Linked DNA regions of Mus musculus: region 1 is linked to region 2. A link is a contact called in ENCODE Hi-C or POLR2A ChIA-PET data. All regions are on one chromosome and are shown on one strand. Each heading gives the region's core, a stretch centred on a gene start or an enhancer-like site at or near the end of the contact. The rest is flanking DNA. Distances are from core to core; before and after follow the strand shown.

What was found. A loop is a pair of places that touch in the nucleus more often than their neighbours do. ChIA-PET counts read pairs that join two places held with the same protein, here RNA polymerase II (POLR2A).
Region 1: POLR2A ChIA-PET joins it to region 2 with 12 read pairs in embryonic stem cell. The contact joins the enhancer-like site here to the promoter of Aamdc in region 2. A Hi-C loop is called at or near these places in 1 of 37 maps with a recorded cell type or tissue (left cerebral cortex). POLR2A ChIA-PET finds 5 or more read pairs at or near these places in 3 of 5 experiments (Patski and embryonic stem cell).

What each region holds. Positions count from the first base shown.
Region 1 is chr7:97,513,463-97,518,896 of GRCm38, reverse strand. It overlaps Ints4 (integrator complex subunit 4), which reads right to left. Exons shown (of 23, transcript NM_027256.2): 12 at 5,228-5,370; 13 at 2,556-2,671; 14 at 1,142-1,275. Among named protein-coding and RNA genes, the nearest start is that of Ints4, 35 kb to the right of the region's middle. Within about 2 kb of position 4,021, at least 1 of the 3 ENCODE cell types and tissues checked has a DNase peak (open chromatin) inside an H3K27ac peak, as active enhancers do.
Region 2 is chr7:97,576,483-97,581,231 of GRCm38, reverse strand. Aamdc (adipogenesis associated Mth938 domain containing) reads left to right here and starts at 1,735. Exons shown (of 5, transcript NM_001177945.1): 1 at 1,735-1,866. Rsf1 (remodeling and spacing factor 1) reads right to left here and starts at 1,336. Exons shown (of 16, transcript NM_001081267.2): 1 at 1,127-1,336. The coding sequence starts at 1,328.

The sequences.
Region 1 (5,434 bases), core at 2,772-5,271, 65 kb after region 2:
AGAGAGAGATCAGAAGTCAGAAGTCAGAAATGGGCAGGAGGGGAGGAACACAAGGAAAAAAGGCTAGGAAAGGCAGACACAAATATAAATGAGAATGCTAGCATGACCCACCCAATAACATGGTAGGAAAAAAGAGAATATATTATATTTCTGTTGCTGAGCATAGAATAAAACTAAGAGTTAGTCTGTGTGTTACAATTATTTTTAAGACTTGTGTTTCATTTAACAAGCAAGTGATAAATTTATTCCCAAATAAGTTTAGGAAGCATGCTATAAAATGTTTTATATGAGGGTAATTGTAATTCCTGTTTTAATTGTTAGAAGAAGTTACTAAGAAAGAGATGGAGGGCCAGTGAGATGGCTCAGTGAGTAAAGAAACTCACCATCAAGCCTGAGGACTTGAATTTGTCCCTGAGACCTACATGGTGGGAGAGAGGCAACTCCCAAAACATGACCTGCACATATGTATGTGCCTTGGCATCATGTACCCACTGCACAGACACAATCACATGGTAGAGATAACTGACTCCCACTAGCTGACCTCCATCCACATGCATGCCACAGCACATGCATATCCCCTCTGCACACATATACACAAACTAGCATGGTTCAAGACACAGGAAAGCATACAAGCTTTAAAATCAGACATTTCGAGCATTCAAGGCAGATCTATTTGATAAATATCACAAGTTTACCCTTAGTCTAAAATGTAATCTATTGTTTAACATGCTATAACTAAGAATCAGACACACTAGTACAGACTGATAGGCCGGTGTCCTTGATTGATTCAGCGCAAAGACAGAGAGAAAGAGAGAGGTGAAGAAGAGAAAGGAGAGGGAGGAAGGACGGGAAGGAGGAAACGGTGGGGGAACCTGACCACAGAAGCTGGAGCACAGGAAGTCACACAGAGCAGCACTACTGCAATCCCAGCACTGTGGAGACAGACTGAGGCAAAAAGCACTGCAAGTTCAAGGCCAGCCTATTTTGTCAAAGTAAAAATGTTTGAAGTACAGAACAACAAAGCCCAAGATAAAAAAGAATGGGTGGATAGACATATTACCATAAACTAGACAGTCTGCAGAGTGCTATTTAATAACCACTGAGCACCAAAGCTCAACAAAGCAAACTTCTTTCAACATACCCTCAAGGCAGGAACAAGATGAGAAAGGCTGTCTCGGAGGTAGGCATAGTGCCTGAGGGTGTGGTCTGAGAAGAGTGCTGGCATTGTAGGACAGGTCTTAGCAGCATTGAAGATAAGAACTAAAACTGCAATGTCTGATACGTAAGAGAGTTAAGTGGACTTAGAATATAAAAGATTAAGGTTTACCTATATAACCTGTCATTTCGCTTCCTGTTTCCAAAGTTCCCATTAAAGAATCACAATTTGCCAATAATCACAAAATTAGGGCTGGAGTCCAGTTGCTGAGCGACTGCCTGACATGTAAGCAGCCCTGGGTGCAATCCTGAGAACCACTGGGGCATGCCAGCAACCTCAGGTCAGAGCACTCAGGAATATCAGGAAGTCAGGCTCAACATGGGCTACATAAAATCATTATGCCTAAACTAATGAACAAACCCAACACACTGTGAGGGTCAACAGGACTAAGGGAGAATGCAATGGTCTCCTTGTATTCACGTGTTTGGATGGCTATGTTTGAATAGTGATCCCTAAAACTCATGCTGCATCTGAATCTAGGTACGGAGCAAGAGGAACCTAGGGGGCATGAGGATGTACTGGTGTGAGTGTAGTTCCACTGCTGGAAAACCATCCAGTCTCATGTCATGCTTCATGAGAAAACCAAAACCCACCCAAGTTTAACTAGAAGCAGTGAGCACGCACTACCCCCGGCTAGCACCTCCCTCAGGCTGCAGGTCCGAGTAAGCATGGTTCAAGACACAGGAAAGCTTTAAAATCAGACATCTCAAGCGTTCAAGGCAGATCTATTTGAGCTTCTGCTTCTTTCTTTGTTGTGGTGCAGGAGGAGGAAGAGCCTGGCCTGTATTATTCAAGCCCATCCATGCCCTCTACCACCAAGCTACATTAGCAGCCTCTTCCCCTACACCAACCTTAAAAACTAAACAAACAAACAAACAAAAAACAGTTTCCCAATGTATCTTAGATGTAGGCCAGGCTTGCCTCAAACGTCCGCAGCAGCCCACAGGTGGACGGCATAACATCTGGCTGCAGATCTGATTTTTTCTGAGTTACTTAAAACTCAATTTTGTCTAAATTAAAAAAAAAAAACAAAACAAAACCCTCTTCCTCTCTCCTTCCCCTCCTAAGGTTGTGTGGCAAGTCATAATAAATTGTACAAAATATATAATGAATATGTGCAATGTATGAAGAGGTAAATAAAAGGTAGTAGTAATATCTGTTGCTATTAAACAGCAAAGATGAATTATTATGAAAACAATGTAAGCTGGGAACAGCCACCAGAGTCCTTCTGACATACTACAGCAACAAAAGGAAACACTTTAAGTGAAGTTCAGACCACTGAAGAATCCCGTTCTCTGCTAAGACAGCAGCGCCCATCTGAACTAAGCATAGAGGATACAAGCTGGATCGTCCATGTCTGGTTCAGCAGTATCAAAAAATGGGTGCGTGCTCAAGAGCTCTGGCACCAGAGGAAGCACGAGGGTCGGATGCCGGCTGCCCAGAAACTTCAAGCACCTGAAACAAACCAACAGGAACCATATCAGTAAATCAATAAGTGCAGGGACTAGATCAGAAAGCCTGGTTTGGTATGGAAACTCATAATTACCCACTTTGCACAACACTACAACTTCAAGTAAGTCATCCGATTCCTCAGAACTCGGCTAGTTCACTGCAAATGGCTATCACGAAATTAGAAGAGCTCAAATGCAGATACTCGTTGGTTTTTGTTTGTTTGCTTTATGAAAGTTCACTGTCTTCAGACACCCCAGAAGAGGGCATCGAATCTCATCACAAATGGTTGTGAGCTGCCATGTGGTTGCTGAGAACTGAACTCAGGACCCCTGGAAGAGCAGTCAGTGCTCTTAACCGCTGAGCCATCTCTCCAGGCCCCAGATTACTGGTTGTTTAACAACAGCCAGTTCCTCCATCTTCCTTGCCAAGAAAACTAATTCCTCGGTACCAGGAAAACAGTGAGGCGCTGCTTTGCTATTGGGTCAGCCCACCCAGCATTCACATCACTTCCGGCAGCTGGTTTGCTAGCAGTCAAGTAACTCAGCTCTGGTAAATGGAGCAAGACAAGTCTGCTGGGGAGCTGCTCAGCAATGGCGCTCTGAGCACATAAAAAGAAACGCATGAAGGGAACACCCCTTCCCTGGGGTCTTTAGACGCTCTCTTATGAAGCAACCATCTCGCAGCTCTGAGGAGAAAGCTAGGAGAGGTCAGCATCCAGGACTCTCACTCTGACAAGCTGGTCAATCCTGAACATTTTATCATGTATTGTTATGTAAAAATTAGATGTATTATTTAAGATGATTTGAGACATATTTTTTTTAACTTGTAGTCAAAATAACACAACTGATATCCTACAGGATGTCCTGAAACTATGTAGCCTTGAGCAGGTTGTTTATAAAATAGGATTTAAATGAGAAAAAAAAAAAGCAAAGTACTTAGGAATGTTATTAGTTAGAACTCAGTAATAATTAGCTACTATAGTAAAAGTGAAGGGCTTTTCCGAGCTTTGCAAACCTACACAAGTGAGGCAATTCTGTTTCTTAAGCTCTGGCTTAGAAGTGTAAGTAGCCTGGCTCCACTGAATTACAAAGGGGGCTGAAGAGGAGGTAAAGAGCTTGAAGCCTGTGGACAGAAACCCTGAGCACACATACAAACATCAAACCACAACACTGGACACTTTGTGCCTGCAGTCCTGGCACTTAGCAGACTGAAGTGGGCTGATTCCTGGGAGCCTGTTGGCCACATAGTCCAGATAACAAGCTCTGGATTCTGTAAGAGACCTGGTCTCAAAAAATAAAAGGCTCGAAGAGATGGCTCACTGGTTAAGAACACTGGCTGCTCTCCCAGATCATGCAGGGTTTCATTCCAGCAGCCACATGGTGCCTTACAATCATCTGTGATTCCAGTTCCAAGGGTTTTAAGGCTCTCTTCTGGTCTTCAAGGGCATCAGCCATGCAAGTGGTACACAGGTACACATACAGGCAAAACACCCATACACATAAAACAATTTTTAAAAATTAGGTAAAGTGGAAAGCAACACAGAGGAAGCTACCCAACACTGACACACACACACACACACACACACACCCTCACACCTCCCTTCACACAAGAAGAAATGTAAGTGTTAAAGTCTGCTCTTATTAGCCAGCTAAGGCAGCAGTAACCAGCACTGTAGGTAATAAGAAGCTGAATTTGACACTTTTCACACTCCAGATCAGATAGTGTGCAGCTGATAGGACTTCAGTGACAGGCCAGCAGAAGAGAGAAAGCATAAGGAGCAGGCTTTGTTAAGAGCATCTGTCTTACACCTGGCTTTGACTACCAGCACCCACACTGTGGCTCACAACTATCTCTAATCTAGTTCCAGGGGATCTGACACCATCTTCTGACCTCCTTGGGCACCAAAACCACTCAAGATGCATATACACACATGTAGGCAAATCCTCCTACACATAAGATGAAATAAATCACCAAAAAACCCAAAAAGTTTTCAGCGAACATTTACTTAAAACAAAACAAACAAAAAACAGGAAAGTACTTTTCAAGGCTAGCTTCTGCCTCCCGAATGCTAGGATTAAAGACCAGCATGCCCAGCCTTACCTTCTCTTTCTCAGCCCTTTACCCGCTCTGCCTCCCGGCACACTGTAAAGGCTGCAGTTTGCAGTGGGTTTGGCTGGCTTTATTTTCTCTGCTTATATTCAGAACCCAGGTAGGAAAAGCAATTAAGCAGGTCCTTCTGGAGATCTACACAGCAGAGCCTCTCTAAAACTAGACTTCATTTCTAAATGTTCTGACTTTTTTTTACTATCTTGTCCAACCTTCCTATCTATGTATTCCCTACCTCTCTATCCTCTGCAAGCTGAGAGTGGACTCCATGAGCTAAGCCATTTTTTTTTGTTTTTTTTTTTTAAGATGTATTTTATTTATGAATACACTGCGCCCAGGTTCTAAAGTCAAGGTGAAACTGAGGGCTACACCTAGTCTAGGACGATCCACCAAATAATGTGCGCGCTACAGTTTTCTTTTGACGAGACTTAGTAATGAGGTAAACGTCCTTACTTCCATATGGAGTCCCTGTCAGTAGGGTACTTGGTTAGGTTTTTTAGAAGCTCCACCAGTGCAAGATGAATCCCTTCTTTGGTTGAGACATTAGTGCAGCATAAGAGTTCATGAAGAGCCTCTCTAATATCCCTGGATGAATCCTTTGCAGAAGAGAAAAACAGAAAGGTAAAAATTAGCAACAGGGATTCATGTTCCACACACCGT
Region 2 (4,749 bases), core at 486-2,985:
GGAATGGATCGGGACTAATAGGGGAGAGGGTTAGCGCTCAGCGTGTAAAGACTGCAAGCAGCAAACACAGCGCTGAGATGCTCCAGCAAAAGAACCACGACCAGCAGCAGCAGCAGGAAGTTTCAATGGGGCCGGGCAGAGCATGCGCCCTGAACCCGCGCGGTGGCCTTATGTGGAAGGAGCACCACTTGCGAACACCAATAATAGACCAGCGGCACCAGAGAGAAACATGAGCAACAAGCACCTTCTTCAACTGTTTCCCCAGCCATCTGAGCCCCTCCTCCAGCCTACAGACTAACCACCCCACCCCAGCCAGCAAATGGAAGAGTGACTTCTTCCCTTAAGCCCTGTAGCTGAGATAGGGGGAAGGGATAGAGAAAAGTGGAGAGATGCTTTTCTATTATTTTGGGGGAGGTGGTGAGGAGAAAAACTATGGAGGAGGAGATATTAACCCTCTCCTACCCAGAGCGGAGAAGCTGGGCCGAGTTCATTTCCCCTTCCTACGCGAGAATAGGGGGGAAGCCCCCTCTCTGGTCATAGACTCAGATCTCCCAAGGAGGAAGGAGTTTGGGGGGCTAGACCAGCCCTCCAGGGGACGGGAAAAGGCAGGAGCCGACTCTCTCGGGGGAGTTCCCACCACCGGGAGAGCGGAGTGTCCGCGGGCCCCCGCCCACTCAGGTGGAGTGAGCAGAGGGGGCGCCGAGAGAAGATGGGCCCAGCCTCCCGGGAGACGGTGGGGCGGATTGGTGGGAGGAGGGGAAGAGAAAAGCGCAAAGCTGGCCGGAACCTGCGCTCCCCTTCCCCCGCCACCTAAAGGGGTAAGAACTGGAGGCAACACCGGCGCGGGGGACCCGGCCCCAGAGCGTCAGGCCGGCACAATACCCCCTCCTGGGCCCTAGCCCACACCCGGTCCGCGACGCCCCCACCTCCGTCCCCGCGGGGCACGGTGGCCCTAGGGGGCCTCCGCCCCGCCTCCCCAGCACCCAGGAACCCCCGGGCTACGAGGAGTAGGGACTCCGCGGAGGCCAATCCCTGGCGAGGGACGGCCGCAGAGCCCCAGGGTATCTATGGAGAGCTAAAGCGCGCCAGGGCCGCTTCCCGCCGGGCTTTCGGGCCGATCGCTTACCTTCTCCGTTGCCGATGTCTGGCGGCGGCGCCTGCAGCACCCGCTCCAGCTCTGGGAACGGCAACTCGGGCAGGTCCAGCAGCGGCCCGTAGCGTTCCAAGAAGGAGCAGACTACGGCGAAGTTGGGGCACGAACCCGGGCAGCCCGGAGGAGCCATCGCCGCTGCCGCTGCCGCCGCCGCCGCCGCCGCCGCCGCCGCCATTTTGAACTGGAGGATGGAGGAGGAGGGGATGGGGGGGCGGGAGGAGTTGGGGGGACCGAGGGATGGCAGGGTAGCTTTACGGACGACAGGAGGCGCTCTCGAGTGGACGCCCCTGCGGCGGCGAGCGTCTCGCGCCAGGCGCCGCGATCCCACAATACCACGCCGGCCCGGAGCAGTCGAGAACTGAGTTAGATCGGGGACAGAGAGGCACTCTGGGCCCTTCACTTTCCGCCCTCTTCCCGTCCCCTTCCCTCTACGACTTCAAGGCTCCGACTTCTTCCCTCCCACTTCGGGGTCGCTACTGCCTCGTGTGACAGGGGGAATGAAAACAAGGGAAGCGGGGCGGAGAGGTTGGGGGCGGGACTTTCTAAGAACGATAGCCAATGGGGGGAGGGGGCGGAGCTTCGGGTGTGGGCCGGCTGAAGGCGAATTCCAGGCCTGGTGGCTGAACCGCTGTGGCTCAGAGTCCCTCGGCTAGCTGCAGGGAAAGGTGAAGCACGGATCCGACTGGAGGAACAACCGCGAACAGAAGCGCTGCGTGAGTTTTCTGCGGGATCTGGGAACGGAGACGACCAAGAGAGAGAGACAGAGAGGGAGTTGAAGAGAGACACCAAGATGCAGCAAAAGAGAATGGCAGGGAGGAGAGAGGTTAGGAGAAGGAAAGGTGCGGTTGTGGCTTGGCGCGGGACCCTGGAGAGAAGTCTCAGAAAGTTTGCTGAGGGGTGTTGCCCTCTCCTGAGTGTTGTGTGACCAAACTTTTCCTGGGGGGACGGTAAACACATCTCACCCCAGACAGAGCTCCCACCGACAGACCGAAGTACAGATAACACCAAAGTCCAACTTGGCGAACCAATGCGTTTTATTTTAACAGGAGCATGGATAAGGGGTCACTTACAGGAGCAGGAATGACTCAGAGACAGCTGCGACCCCAGGGCCCACCCCAGCATGGGTGACAGATTATAAAAACTGCACAGCCTGCAGGCAGCTCACTGCGTTGGCATGTCCTTTCCAAGTGACTCTGGTCTGAACCTCTTCCAGGCAGCTCAGCTGGCTTCTGCTCCTCCCAGGCAGCTGGTCCCATCTCAGAGTCTTCTTTGCAGTGCAGCTTGTCTGAGAGGCTTTTTTTTTTTTTTTTTCAGCTCAACTTCCTTTAGTTTGAGAGAGACGATCACCTTTTACTGTTTGCTCTGACAGAGAGAGACCTAATGAATCTGGTTAGTTTCAGGGACTTCCTGAAGCTGTTTTGAGTTGTTTTACTGTCCTGTTTAAAGAGCTTCCTTGCCAGATGGAACCGGTGGACCAGGGCCTAAGGTACTCTGTGGATCACTAATGAGGAATTGCCTCTGCTGGGTGACCAAATCTGAGGAACCACTCTCTACTCGGGAACTAAGATGCTAAGAAGACTCTGGGCTCAGCTCAGGCTCTAAGTTGGCCAAGGTCTAGAGGGTGAGCTAGGATTCTACTTAGAAAGCTGGGAGTTCGCTGCACAGCAGTAAGCTTGTTAGGAAGCAGAGTTCTACTCCATTCCAGAGTTGGTTGTAGCATTCTCTCAGAAAGAATCCCAGAATGGGGAAAGTCATCAACAATGGAAAATAAATAGAACCTGCAGCTTAGGAAGCAGTATACTGTATGCTTAGGAGCAGGAAGTAAGTTTGAGTTGAACCAGACTTGAGTCCTATCCCTAATTACTTTATAACCTTCCGAAGTTTCTTTGTTACTTTGAACTTTAGTAAAGTGAATAATAATATCTACAGCATGGATAGTTCACAGTAAAGTGGTTAGTATGTTTTTCTGTCACATTGAATGTACTTTGAAAGATTCCTTCTTGTCCTGGCAGGTGGCAGAGTCAGGAAGAACTCTGAGTTCAGGCTATAGAGTAAGACTGTTTCAAAGAATCAAATCTTTCTTATAAAAAAATTATAATCTAGATTGAATCCAGCTATATTGAGCCTACAATTTATTACATTATGCCAAAATTTTAAGAATATATTTAAAACTTACATAACACCTACTTCCTAAAACTAAAGCAACACATATTCTAAATCAGATTAAATAGGAAAATGTGTGACTAAAGAAAGTTTTTTTTTAATAGGCAAATAATTATGCCAGGAACATGGGCATTGGCTTCACAGATAAACATTAAAGAATGTTATGTGTTTCCAGGTAAAAAGAGGGAAAACCATAATGGTCTATATCATTTTCATTAGCAAAGAAACTCATTTTTCAAGAGGAAAGAAGTTCTCTGAAAGTTATTACTTAGAATTATGATTCTTTTAAGATATTATCTGTGTGTGTGCAGACATTTGCGCTATTTGCCTGCATGTCAGAAGACAGCTTTGTTGAATCACTTCTGTTCTTCTACCTTTTATGCGTGCTCCAGGGAATGAACTTGAGTGGCCAGGCTTCCTCTGTGAGCACCTTTATTTACTGACCATCTTACTGGTCTTTAAAATAAATGTTGTCTTCAGATTTATTTTTTCTTAGTTAATGTATGTGTGTGTGCTTACCTGAGTTTATTATGTGCACTGCATGTATACAGGTGCCGCTGGAGGCGAGAAGGCATCGTTCCTCTAGAATTGGAGTTATAGGTGTGGGTACTGGCAACTGAACCCTGAGTCGTCTACAAAAGCAATGAGCAGTAACTGCAGAGCCATCTCTCTAGGTCCAAAAATAATGAGTCCTTTTATTTTATTATTTCACACAGGGTCCCATGTATTCCATTCTGTCCTCCAACTTCCTATGTAGATAGGATGGCTTTGAACTTCTGGTCCTCCTGCCTAAACCTTCCGAACATTTGTATTACTGATGTGTGCAACCATAACCAGTTTGTTTGTTTGTATTTTAAATGATCTTGTGTTTATGTGCACATGCGTATTGCGTAATCCAGAAGAGAGAGCATCAGATCCCCTTGTAAGCCACAGGATTTGGGTGCTAGGAACCATAGGTTCTCTGGAAGAAGACCAAGTATGTTTATTCACTTAGCCATCTATATTTAGCCACTGGAATAGCGAGTCTTAATCTGATCAACAAACCCTCAAATCAAAAATGCCATTAATCCCAGCACTAGGGAGGCAGAGGTTGGTATGTCTCTGTGAGTGCAAGGCCAGCCAGGTAATTCTAAGGAAGCCAAGACTGTGTAAAGAGACCTTTCCTCTCTCTAAGAGAGAGAGGGAGAGGGAGAGAGATAAAAAAATTACAAAGCACAATATGCTTAATAGTACTGAAAATGATTTAAATGGTTCTCTTTTATGTTACATATATTTTACTACAATAAGGGTTTAGGTTTTTTGTTTGTTTGTTTAAGTTTCTAAGAAAATATGGTTGTAGCGGGATGTGATGACACAGGCTTTTCATTCTAGGACCAAAAAGCAGAAACAGGCAGTCTCAGGGCTCAAGGCTAGCCAGGGCTACACAGTAAAAC